4 separate regions of the Homo sapiens genome follow, and all the other regions are linked to region 1. Evidence: chromatin contacts called from ENCODE Hi-C or POLR2A ChIA-PET data. All regions are on one chromosome and are shown on one strand. The core of a region is the stretch at or near the end of the contact, and the rest is flanking DNA. Distances in the headings are between cores, read along the strand shown. Region 1 has its middle 12 kb from the start of TRN-GTT2-4. Region 2 has its middle 79 kb from the start of LINC01066. Region 3 holds the start of LINC00426 (long intergenic non-protein coding RNA 426). Region 4 has its middle 22 kb from the start of LINC00426.

What was found. Hi-C counts contacts between places; a loop is a spot of excess contacts on that map. ChIA-PET counts read pairs that join two places held with the same protein, here RNA polymerase II (POLR2A). Pooled maps may share reads with other maps.
Region 2: a map with no recorded cell type shows a loop between it and region 1 (9-fold over the local background). The contact joins two enhancer-like sites. A Hi-C loop is called at or near these places in 2 of 37 single-sample maps with no recorded cell type and 4 of 50 pooled maps. POLR2A ChIA-PET finds 5 or more read pairs at or near these places in 1 of 52 experiments (activated CD8-positive, alpha-beta memory T cell).
Region 3: a map with no recorded cell type shows a loop between it and region 1 (20-fold over the local background). The contact joins the promoter of LINC00426 here to the enhancer-like site in region 1. A Hi-C loop is called at or near these places in 3 of 168 maps with a recorded cell type or tissue (B cell, CD8-positive, alpha-beta T cell and naive thymus-derived CD4-positive, alpha-beta T cell), 17 of 37 single-sample maps with no recorded cell type and 10 of 50 pooled maps. POLR2A ChIA-PET finds 5 or more read pairs at or near these places in 4 of 52 experiments (B cell, activated B cell, activated CD4-positive, alpha-beta T cell and 1 more).
Region 4: a map with no recorded cell type shows a loop between it and region 1 (7-fold over the local background). The contact joins two enhancer-like sites. A Hi-C loop is called at or near these places in 4 of 168 maps with a recorded cell type or tissue (ascending aorta, cardiac septum, dorsolateral prefrontal cortex and 1 more), 2 of 37 single-sample maps with no recorded cell type and 15 of 50 pooled maps. POLR2A ChIA-PET finds 5 or more read pairs at or near these places in 3 of 52 experiments (H1, T-cell and activated CD4-positive, alpha-beta T cell).

What each region holds. Positions count from the first base shown.
Region 1 is chr13:30,660,829-30,663,854 of GRCh38, forward strand. No RefSeq gene overlaps it. Among named protein-coding and RNA genes, the nearest start is that of TRN-GTT2-4, 12 kb to the right of the region's middle. Within about 2 kb of position 1,406, at least 5 of the 41 ENCODE cell types and tissues checked have a DNase peak (open chromatin) inside an H3K27ac peak, as active enhancers do; they include B cell, where a contact is called at or near this core.
Region 2 is chr13:31,073,445-31,076,470 of GRCh38, forward strand. No RefSeq gene overlaps it. Among named protein-coding and RNA genes, the nearest start is that of LINC01066, 79 kb to the left of the region's middle. Within about 2 kb of position 1,432, at least 4 of the 41 ENCODE cell types and tissues checked have a DNase peak (open chromatin) inside an H3K27ac peak, as active enhancers do.
Region 3 is chr13:30,372,428-30,375,453 of GRCh38, forward strand. LINC00426 (long intergenic non-protein coding RNA 426) reads right to left here and starts at 1,487. Exons shown (of 5, transcript NR_024464.2): 1 at 1,356-1,487.
Region 4 is chr13:30,394,075-30,397,100 of GRCh38, forward strand. No RefSeq gene overlaps it. Among named protein-coding and RNA genes, the nearest start is that of LINC00426, 22 kb to the left of the region's middle. Within about 2 kb of position 1,522, at least 40 of the 41 ENCODE cell types and tissues checked have a DNase peak (open chromatin) inside an H3K27ac peak, as active enhancers do.

The sequences.
Region 1 (3,026 bases), core at 156-2,655:
CAAGACATTTACTTCTGTAACCAAAGTGGGACACCATCTAACAGTTCTGTTTTGGGAGAGAGTAATAACCAGTGCTTGTGAGGCTTGTTAGATGTTGGTTGTGATATATGAGATAGATGTTATTTCATTTAGACCTCAACATTCCTGTGCGTGAGATACTTTTATCACATCTTACAGATAAGGAGACTGTACTCATTCAGTTGTGGAGCTGAGATTGAGTAGAGTGGCTATTACAGCAGTTGAGTGCTGAGCTTATCAATATATGTTCCACTCCTCAGGCTTCATTTAAAGTAGGATGCCCAAACAGCACCACTGCCGTAGAGATTTGAGTTAACAGCAGTACTTACTGAGGTTTAAGGCTGGCAGCCAGTGTCCTTGCAGTAAAATTATTTGCTAGGGACTCAGTACTTCATAATCTATTTGTCAGATTTACTCCTAAGCTTCTGTGTTGTTTTATTTTTTTTCTGACAAAAGTAGTGCATATTGTCAAGGAAAAACTAGGAAAATACCAAAAAAAAAGATTTTTGACCATGCATTTTAATACTTAGTGACTACAAACATTTTCCTATTTTATGCATATAGATTTTAAATAAACGTGAGATCCTATTGTATCTGTTTTAATGGATAAACATTGTTTCACTGTTTTAAGATTCTGAGGTGATTTATACTGTCTTGCCATTGTTAATTGCAGCAGTTAGCCTTGTTGATAAATTTTTGCATGGATCCAAGTTTTGTTTTCCAGGAGTGGAGTTGCTTGGTCAAAGGAAATGCACATTTAAGGTTTTTTGGTGATTGCATGACTGACTTCCCTGGGCCCTCGCCAACACTAGGTAGTAGTATTGGGAGGAAGGGGGGAACCAATCCTGGGTGCTCCAAGATTACTAGTGAGCCTGAACATTTTCTATAACTATTGTCCACTTGAGTTGTTGTTTTGTTTTTTTTTTGGTGGAGGCGGGGGTGGGTTTAAGAATTGCTTATCCTTTGCTTGTACTAATTATCTTTTCAACAAATATTTCTAGATTACTGCTAAGGACCAAGCACTGTTATCAGCCTGAGATAAGGCAGCACACTAGAAGGAAATCCTTGCTCCTTTTGAGTTTGCCTTCCAAACATGGAGATCAATATATAATGTTAGGTAGTAATAGGAGATACATGCAGTTGATTCATGTCATTTGTAGTAGTTATGGTCAATAAAGTTGCCTTGAACACTGAATTAGTATAAACTGAAATACTGTTCCTAGGGGAAATAGGTTCCTGCTAGCCTGTGGTCATGAGATTTTTGTCAAACAATCACTATATAACCTTTTCTGTTTCTGTTTAAAGACATGTTATTTGATCTATATGGTTGATTCTTTACATTAACATGGCCAACAGCACTGTAACTCAGCCTGAACGAAGCTTATCTGACACATGGTGTTCTCCATAAGGCACATCATAGCTTTCTGTGCTTAGGAACACTAGACGGCACTTCAGCACTGCACTTGAGGACGTTTTAAACAGTGAAATCAACAAAAAGCACAAAAAAATGCAACAATAGGCTGGGCAAGGTGGCTCACGCCTGTAATCCCATCACTTAGGGAGGCCGAGGCGGGCGGATCACGAGGTCAGGAGATCAAGACCATCCTGGCTAACACGGTGAAACCCCGTCTCTACTAAAAATACAAAGAATTAGCCGGGCGAGGTGGCAGGCGCCTGTAGTCCCAGCTACTCGGGAGGCTGAGGCAAGAGAATGGTGTGAACCTGGGAGGCGGAGCTTGAAGTGAGCCGAGATTGCGCCACTGCACTCCAGCCTGGGCGACAGAGCGAGACTGCGTCTCAAAAAAAAAAAAAAAGGAACAATAACAAAGACACTAGTCCCCCAAAAATACACTTGTTTACAGTGTGAACTGAAAGAGGAAGGTGGAGTATTGACTTGTTTGACCTCAGCTGGAAATGTGCACGTCCTGTGACTCAAATTTTTCTCTGTTCTGTGCATGCATGTCCACGAATAACCACAAGAAGCACTGAAAGCATTGATTTTTAGGGTTACAAATTAATTTTAGCAAGTAAATGAATTCACAAATACGGAATCTGTGAGTAATGAGGACTGATTCTTTTTTTTTTTGGAGATGGAGTTTCACTCTTGTAGCCTAGGCTGGAGTGCAATGGCATGATCTCGGCTCACTGCAACCTCCGCCTCCCGGGTTCAGCCTCCACCTCCCGGGTTCAAGCGATTCTCCTGCCTCAGCCTCCCGAATAGCTGGGATTACAGGCTTGCACCACCATGCCCGGCTAATTTTTGTATTTTTAGTACAGACGGGGTTTCACCATGTTGGCCAGGCTAGCCTCGAACTCCTGACCTCAGGCAATCCACCCACCTCAGCCTCTCAAAGTGCTGGGATTACAGGCGTGAGCCACCGCGCCCGGCCGAGGACTGATTCTTATGTCAGATGGCACTAAATGCTATGGAGAAGAGGAGTGGATGAGAGGGAGAAGTATTTTAGACCAGGTAGACTTGGAAGGTTTCTTGGAGGTGGGTGATGTTTGAGAAGAGGCTTCAATAAAGTTAGGGAGCTCGCCATGTGATTGCAGGAAGAGCGTTCCAGGAGAACAAAAGTCATGAAGAGTGAGTGCTAGGCATGTGTCTGGTCTGTTTGGGCTGCTATAACAAAATACCTTAGACTGGGTAAAATGTATAAATAATAGAAGTGTATTGCTTATAGTTCTAGAAGCTGGGAAGTCCAAGATCAAGGTATCAGCACATTCTGGTGAAAGCTGCTCTGCTTCATGGCTGGTTCTCTCACTGTCCTCACATGGCATAAGAGGGGCACAGAGCCCTCAACCGTCTCTCCAGTGGCCCCATCTCTTAGTACTGTTGGATTGGGGATTTAGACTTCACTAATTTTGGGGGGACACAAACATTGAGACCACAGCAGCATGACTGAGGATAAGCAAGAGGCCAGTGTGGTTGAGCAGAGTGATCAGTGAAGGAGAGTTAGGACATGAGTAAAGAGGCTAGCAGACACCAGATCTCATATGGCTTTGTA
Region 2 (3,026 bases), core at 182-2,681, 410 kb after region 1:
CTAGACTTTAAAACTTGGCTTAAGGTCAGCCACCTATTCCCAAATAGGTTTACCTCAGGCGAGGAGGGGAAATGGTGATAGAAGAAACCAACAATTGCATAGAGAGCTCTGCAGTCAGGAAGTGCTTTCAAGTGCTTTTGTTTATTTAATGCCAGAATCTCTGGCTTCATTTTTGTTATTAATGAACATGAAAGGGGATGTGTCTTGGTCAAGTCCATAGATAAACCAGGGCTGGGCCTTGAGTGTCTTCCTACCTGCAAATCTGAACAGGGTTCTGTTTTGTGACAACAGATCCGTGGGTTCCCATCATACTGTGGATGCAAAGAGGTAAGAGACAGGGAAGGGCAGGCAAGAGAGTCTCCAAGATCCACCTCGAATCATGAAAAGTGAAAGTCTGAGCTTTGAGGGAACACACTCATCTCACTGCCAACCCTGTGGGGAGCTCTGGGCCTATGACTGTGGAGGTGGCATCTGGGCTGGCCCTGATGCTATAAGCCACAGTGGACAGTCAGCATCACCCTTCCACCAGGGCCCCAGTTTCTGAAGACTTACCTGCTGGTTACTGTGCTGGGGATCTGACTCGCCTTGAATCTGCTCTAGGTTTCCATGGTGATTACTTAAACTTTTCATCATCCTTCCTTTAGACCTTGGAGGAGAGCTATGCTCTCTGGTTTCCATGACAACCATTTAACCATGTGTCTCTGTCTGGCTGTTTCAGAAAAGAACTGCTAGAAATCATGCAAATGAACTAGCTGCTCTCTCCTTCCTTTAAGAAAATAAAAATAAAGTGACACACCTGCTTAGAAGTTTCAGATCTCTGCTCATAACAAGAAGGGTGACTGTGTCAAACTGCTGTTTGAGGAAGGTTTATTGCATTGCTTTGACACTTTAAGTGCTCACCCGGAGTCTCAGGCTGACTCTGCTGTCTTAAGCAATTACACTCACCACTTATCCTCCCTCCCCACTGCCTGGCAAATGAAGAGCTGCAAGTTAAAGGCTGTTTACCTTCCTACTGTTTGTTGAAGGAGAAAGGGAAGGACAGGGCCAGAGTGACCAGCCAGTCACCCTACCCAACTAGCCATTCACCACTGTGGAAAGATGCCACAGACAGCATAGTTGTTACCTCCGGTCACTGTCAATAGACTGGCCAGGGGTGGTCCAAGACTCAGATTGCAGCCCCAAATTATGTGGAAATCACACACGTGAGTCATTGGGAAATGACTTGACGCTCTCTATCAGAACTCATGGAAGAAAGAGCAGCCCTTCTTGAGGTCAGGTCTTTGGGCCAGTCAGAGAGCTCAGGAGAAGTAGAAAGATGAGATATCCTGCTTCAGTTTGGACAACTGTCCCCTCCAAATCTCATGTTGAAATTTGATCCCCAATGTTGAGGTAAAGCCCAATGGAAGGTGTTTGGGGCATGGAGGAGGAGCCCTCATGAGTGGCTGTGATGCCATCTTCACAGTAAAGAGTGAGTTCTCACTCAATTAGTTCCTGTGAGATGTGATTATACAAGAGAACCTGGCACTGCCTCCTCTCTCTTGCTTCCTCTCTTGCCATGTGATCTCTGCACACACTGATTCCCCTTTGCCTTCTGCCAAGAGTGGAGGCTGCTTGAGGTCCTCACCAGGAGCAGATGCTGATGCCATGCTTCACATACAACCTGCAGAACTAGGAGCTAAATAAGCCCCTTTTATTAATAAATTATACAACCTCAGTTCTTCCTTTGTAGCAACACAAACAGACTAAGAGAGCACCCTTTCCCCTTCCTGGACACATCCTTGAACTACAGTATAGTGACATGCCCCTAAACCCAGGGTCCCAAGAGGCAGCATGAGCTAAGGCAGCCATGGATAAGCACAGTATTTAAAACATGTTTTGTTTTGTTTTTTTTGAGACGGAGTCTCGCTCTGTCACCCAGGCTGGAGTGCAGTGGCATGATCTCGGCTCACTGCAAGTTCCGCCTCCTGGGTTCACGCCATTCTCCTGCCTCAGCCTCCCGAGCAGCTGGGATTACAGGTGCCTGCCACCATGCCCAGCTAATTTTTTGTATTTTTAGTAGAGACGGGGTTTCACCGTGTTAGCTGGGATGGTCTCGATCTCCTGACCTCGTGATCCACCTGTCTCAGCCTCCCAAAGTGCTGGGATTACAGGCGTGACCCACCGCGCCCAGCCTTAAAACATGTTTTGAAACCGGGTAATATTTAAAGTTCTGGAACTTTCTAACAAAAATAGAGACTTCCCACTAATCTTGAAAATTAAGCAGATCTGTGTTAGAGTTCTATTTGACAAGGGTCTACTGGATGGAGCTGCACTCATCCTTCCAGATTAAGCATACATTCACTCTGGTTGAACTTTTCTATTTATTTATTTTAAAAAAATTTAGAGAGAGGATCTTGCTCTGTTGCCCAGACTAGAGTGCAGTGGCATGATCATAGCTCATTGCAGCCTCAAACTTCTGGGCTCAAGTGATCCTCCTAACTCAGTCTTCCAAGTGGCTGGGACTGCAGGCATGAACAACCACACCCAGCTAATTTGTTTCATTTTTTGTAGGGACACGGTCTTGCTATGATGTTGCCCAGGCTGGTTTTGAACTCTTGGGCTCAAGCTATCCTCCTGCCCAGCCTCCCAAAGTGCTGGGATTATAAGTGTGAGCCACTACACCTGACTGAAACTTCCTAAACAGAAAATTCTTCTCCATGATTCCTGAAAAATATTTGGACTGGTAACTTGTAGTAACATGCACAACACTCAAACAAAACCAATTATCCCTCAACTCATAGCTGAAGTCACACATGATGGAAGAGAGTTCTTATCTAGGGATGAAGGGAGTGGGAAGCTGAAGATTGTTCTTCTACCTTCTTCCTCCAAGGCACTTTCAGTCCCCTTGGACAAGGCAGAAGTCAGCAATCAGAGTAAGCCAGATGGTGTGGAGGGGAGATGGGAGAGGCCCTGATGTGTGTACTGAGGATTTCCTTCATGACCTTCTGGTGAGAATGATGTTTAAACCTATGGGAGGACCTTTGATT
Region 3 (3,026 bases), core at 237-2,736, 290 kb before region 1:
GTAGCTGTGTGGGCCATTACTTTTAAAGCATAGTAGATGTTATTTGTGTTTGGAGAAGCTTAATGATACACTCAAGAATCCAATAGTAGAAACTGTTTGCTTTCAGGAAGAAAACGTTATATCAGGAAGGTATGTTTGAAGAAAAGAACTATATAACAGCGATCCACAATACACCTGTTCATTTGTAGCATAATAGTTACACCTGCTCCCTGGGGCTTTTTTGAGATTTCAGTCTTTGGTGTAAGACACACATACACACATGTGCACACACAATGGTAAGCATGCATGCTCTTCAGCTTCAACCCTCAGTGCGCAGTAAAATAAAAAATATAGTTGAATCATCTGTCTCAGCCCCAGCTAGAGCCCACGTCTTCCAACATGAATTTTAAAATACCTTTTTGCCTTTTAAAATATGCTGTAGAGGCCGGGCGCGGTGGCTCACGCCTGTAATCCCAGCACTTTGGGAGGTCAAGGCAGGCAGATCACGAGGTCAGGAGATGGAGACCATCCTGGCTAACAAGGTGAAACCCCGTCTCTACTAAAAATACAAAAAAGATTAGCTGGGCGTGGTGGCAGGTGCCTGTTGTCCCAGCTACTCAGGAGGCTGAGGCAGGAGAATGGCGTGAACCCGGGAGGCGGAGCTTGCAGTGAGCCGAGATCGCGCCACTGCACTCCAGCCGGGGCAACAGAGCGAGATTCCATCTCAAAAAAAAAAAAAATGCTGTAGATGAGTTTTAGTTTATCCGGGTCCTTTGTAATTAATCTCTGCATTCATCATAATTGGAAGAAAAGCTCAAAGTAAGAAAATAGCTTTCCTCCAAGTTTATTGCAATCAGAGAAAAATACAATTTAAATGTTTTTGTTTCCCATTTCTGTTCCTTACATGCATTGTCTAGAGTGGTTCCTGGTCTATAAGCCAGTGGGTTGAGATACCTGACCAGACCACCTTTTCAACCCAGTTCTTTCTCCTCTTTGTATTTCTCCCATACAATACAGTATTGAATATTTCATAACCTATGGGTGTATGTTTTTGGCAATGTGGCTAAGTCAGGCAGCATTGAGGACTGTCCTGGTGACAGTCCGGTGCAGCCCTCACCCAGGCTCCCACATTCACACCCCTCCACTCTCCAGTGGGCTGTGTAAGTTAACGGCAAATAAATGGCCCAGAATGGCTTCCTGTTAGAGAAAAAAAGGGACAAAGACTTCTGCCCTTAAAACTCTGGTAACAAAAGTAATCTAGTGGAAATCAACATTACTAGGAATATCCTATGATTTTGGTGGTGTTGAGTTCAAAGACAGCATGGCCGAATTGTGACCATCCACCCAGTCACATGAGGCAAAAACCCAGGCCCTACCTGTGTCCTGACCTCCAGCTTCCTCCCCACGGCCAGTTGGTTAGAACGTGTAGGGAGTGTACCTCTCCCAGCCGTGGAATCCCCTCACCATCTTCACCCCTTCCCCACCTTCAAAGACTTTCATGGCCGAGTGTGGTCTGACCACACTTGATCCAAAGCCCTTCCTCTGAGCTCTCAGCTCCACGTCACAACCTCGTGACCACGTGCCTCTCACTGTCATGTGCTTAGATATGTGTGTGTGTGTCCACCTCACCACACACTGTGAGATCCTTGAGGGCACGTTGTCTCTTTCATTTCTGTGTCTCCAGTGCCTAAAATGGAAAGTGCTCACTTACTAAATAAATATACAATATAAAAAATAATTTTTATCCCTTGTCCCATTTGAGATGGAAAATGAGTAAAGTTTACAAGTATTAATATAGTCAGCATCCCACTAAGACCACACAGACACTGAGATGAGCAGAGGATGCTGAGGAGCAAATGCAAAATAAACTATGAGAACTGTGACAGCTTCCAGTGCTCTTCATTATAAATATCAGCAATTGCTAATATCCAATAACATGTCACACACTCTACATTAAATCATCACAAGTCTCTAAGGCAGGTGTTAGTTTTCTCTTTGTACAGCCCAAGAAGCTGAGACAAGAGTCACACAACCAGCCAATAGAGAGAAAAGATTCAAACCCGGAGACCTTCTGTCTCTAATCCCACCCTCCTCCCACTGTCTCCTGCTGCCTCTCTGTTTCAAAGCTTGGCTCTGAGACTATGAGCACTGCCAAAATTTTACAACAGTTTGCGTATGTCATGGTCTGCAAAAGCTGTGGATGGCACTGTGGTGGCAGCCTCAATAGAAGGCTGAGACTACTTACCAGAGGGAGGATTTCCTGAGCTCCGATCACACCTGCTCTTTGTTCTCTCTCTGTCTGTCTCTCTGTGTGTGTCTCTCTCTCTCTCTCTCTCTCTCTCTCTCTCTCTCTCTCTCTCTCTCAATACAGACAGGGTCTCACTCTATTGCTCATGCTGGAGTGCAGTGGCGTGATCATAGCTCACTGCAGCCTCAAAGTCCTGGGCTCAAGTGATCCTCCTGCTTCAGTCTCCTGAGTAGCTGGGACTACAGGCATGCACCACCAGGCCTGGCTAATTTATTTATTTTTATTTTAATTTTGTAGAGACAAGGTCTCGTCCCTTCCCCAGACTGATCTCGAACCCCTGGGCTCAGGAGATCCTCCCACCTCGGCCTCCCAAAGTGCTGGGATTACAGATGTGAGCCACCACTCCTGGCCCACACCTACTCTTTATCCTCAACCCACACCCCCAGGCTCAAACTCAAAAGGAAGGAGCAAACCCTAGAAGCTGCGTAAAACACACCTTGACCTAAAATGTGCTCATGACCAGGCAACTTGACTACATATTCTCCTCGACCTACGGTGGAGTGACATCCCTATAAAAGCCATTGTAAATTGAAAATATTGAAAGTCTAAAATGCTTTGAATACACCTAACCTATCGAATATCAGAGCTCAGCCTCGCCTCCCTTAAACGTGCTCAGAACACTTACATTAGCTTACAGTGGGCAACATAATGTAACACAGGCCTATCTATGTTATAATACAGTGTTGAGTATCTCATGTGATTTATTGAATACTGTACTGAATGTGAAACAGAATGGTTG
Region 4 (3,026 bases), core at 272-2,771, 270 kb before region 1:
TGGGATAGAAAGGATTTTAGAGATATGTTAGTCAGTTAATTATATGTTTTTCTAAATTTAGTGATACTTTAATACCTAATTTTGTATGTTTGAATTTATATTCTCTTCCTTCCAAATTACATAAGCTTCAGGACCTACGAAACCTAGATTCACCCCTTTGGCTCACATGCTCTTATTTTAGCTTTTTTTTTTTTTTTTTGAGACGGGGTCCCACTCTGTCACCCAGGCTAGAGTGCAGTGGCGCAATCTCAGCTCACTGCAACCTCTGCCACCCGGGTTTGAGCAATTATCTTGCCTCAGCCTCCCGAGTAGCTAGGATTACAGGCACACACCACCATGCCCAGATAATTTTTTTTGTATTTTTAGTAGAGATGGGGCTTCACCATGTTGGCCAGGCTGGTCTCGAACTCCTGATCTCAGCCTCCTAAAGTGCTGAGATTACAGGCGTATTTTAGCTTTTTGAAGAGGGTAGGATGGAGAAAAAGATGAAGAGGGAGAAAACCAAACTTCCTAACTAAATTTTGTGAAATAATTATATTTCAGTGACACAGTGAAATTCTTTGTATGGTTGTTCTTTCTGAAAAGAGCGAAATGAAATAGGATTGAGAATCCTGACTATACCAATAGATTTTCTTTTAAGGCTGCGTCTGTTCTGCAGTGTTTGGGTAAAGCACTTTCTGTGCATTGTGAAATAAAACACGCCTAGATTGTTAAAAAAAAAAAAAAAAGGCTGTCAATTTTCCGTTAAAGCCTTTTATCTGTACTTTACCCCTTCCCTCCAGCAGATTCTAAACTCTTCATTCACACCCACTATTGTCACTTCCACACTAAATTAAACAAACTCAGTTCGATCACTGCAGTTTTTGGAAGCACAAAGTAACACTATACAAGTTAGAGAAAGTGAAAGAACTTCTTTCTAAATTCAAACGGCTGAACAAGGAAACATTCAGGTAGGCAGAGTCCTTGCAGTTTCTGTTCTTACCACAGAAAAACTTAAAGAAGCCACATTCTGGATGTTGTTTTTCATGTTAACAAAAAGTCCAGACGGACCCCATAGCTCACAGTGCTTCTTCTCACCCCTCGCCCCTCCCCAAACTCCATCGACCCAGAAGCATTAATTTCATAAGGAAGAGAAAACTTGGCTTTCTACTAAATTCAGCTCTGAATTCAGCCCTCCATTTCCCAAGGGCTAGGACCCAGAGCCAAGTCAGCCCGCCCCTCCCTCTCGCTCCCAGACCTGAGCTGCGGATGCTGCAGCCCAGCACTCCTCCAGGTTTGGAAAAGGCGGCTACGCTGGGCAAGTTTGGAAAGTTCTGGGAGAAGAGCGAAAGGAGGGAGTGTGTGTTGGCTCTTTTCCTTTCCTTGGAAAGCACTTAACAAGAATGACACCCTACCCCCACATCAAATGCCTTCTCTTGCAGTCCTGGTTGTTTTATAAAAACTGAGTTCGTGTCTTTAATGCCAGGATTTTCTTCCTGGTAGTAAGCATTGGCTAATGATTGCCAGTCGGCTTCTGCGTCTGTGTGCCATGTGACCTGGACACGTGACTTGGAGCCGGCTGTGGTTGTTACTTGTATTTGAATAAGAAGATCAAGCTTATTATTGCAGTAAAAGCCTGTGGGACTTGTCTGTGCAACGTGATTCCCCAGGCGGGTTACACAACGCACCGTACAGCCTCGTCTTCCAGAGGCTCCAGTTGTTTCGTAAGGTAAAACAAACACGATTTTATATTTTCCAAAGTGAAAGTCCATTTTCCCCCTGGAAAGTGTCTGATGATCCTGGAAAAAGATGAAGCCTAGTTTCTCCAAACCCTGTTAGTCCCCTTGGTACAGTAAGGTAGAACTACTGCCCAGCACACAATTAGAGAAAAAAAAACAAATCCAGTCTCCTTTTCAAATAAAGATTTAGGATTGACGTTAGAGAAAAAAACATCCAGTCTCCTTTTCAAATAAAGATTTAGGATTGATGTTAGAGAAAAAAACAGATCCAGTCTCCTTTTCAAATAAAGATTTAGGATTGATGTTAGAGAAAAAAACAGATCCAGTCTCCTTTTCAAATAAAGATTTAGGATTGATGTTAGAGAAAAAAACAGATCCAGTCTCCTTTTCAAATAAAGATTTAGGATTGACGTTACCTTTTACTATTTCCCCTTCTCCCTTCCTAAAAAGTCTTCAAGATATGCTCTTATCTACCTATAAAGAATTTACACTAAAAATGACGTTTTTAAATTTAAAATTTAAATGGCACGTTCATTTTGCGATTTTTTTCCCTTAGATTTCTACAACATTAATAGTTAAATTTTTATTGTCCACATACCCTGTAAAAGAGACATCAGAAGGATTCATCTTTTTGTAGGTGAGAAGAGCTGGATGTTCCCTTCAGGTTAGGATGTATGCGTGCATATATATATGCAAATATATGCAGATTTACCCCAGGAGGGCTTTTCCACGACCAAGAAGGTGACATCTTTACCATGCATGTTTTAATACTTTCCCCACCCCAATGCTGAAGAAGCCCTGCTATAATTTGCTTTCTTCTGCCTCTAAGGGTGATGACTCAACTACAGAGGCAAGATCAGGGAGGAACAATAGCTTTGGTTATCTCTAATGAGCGATCCAATAACCATCAAACCAGTGAGTTCTCTCAGCCCAAGGCTGGCGCCTCTGTGTGGAACCGCAAAGGGCACTTTTCTTTCTTTCTTTTTTTTTTTTTTTTAACTTTTATTTTAGGTTCAGGGGTACATGTGCAGGTTTGTTACACCGGCAAACTCATGTCACAGGGGTTTGTTGTACAGATTATTTCGTCATGCAGGTACTAAGCCTAGGACCAATTAAACATTAACTCTCCATTTTCCATTCCCCTACCCGCTGGTAACCACCATTCTGCTGTTGTCTCTAGACACTCATATAACTAGAGTCACATAGTATTTGTCCTTATGTGACTGACTTATTTCACTTAACATAATGTCTTAAAGATTCATCCATGTTGAAGCATATGTCAGAATATCCTTCCTTTTTTAAGGCTGG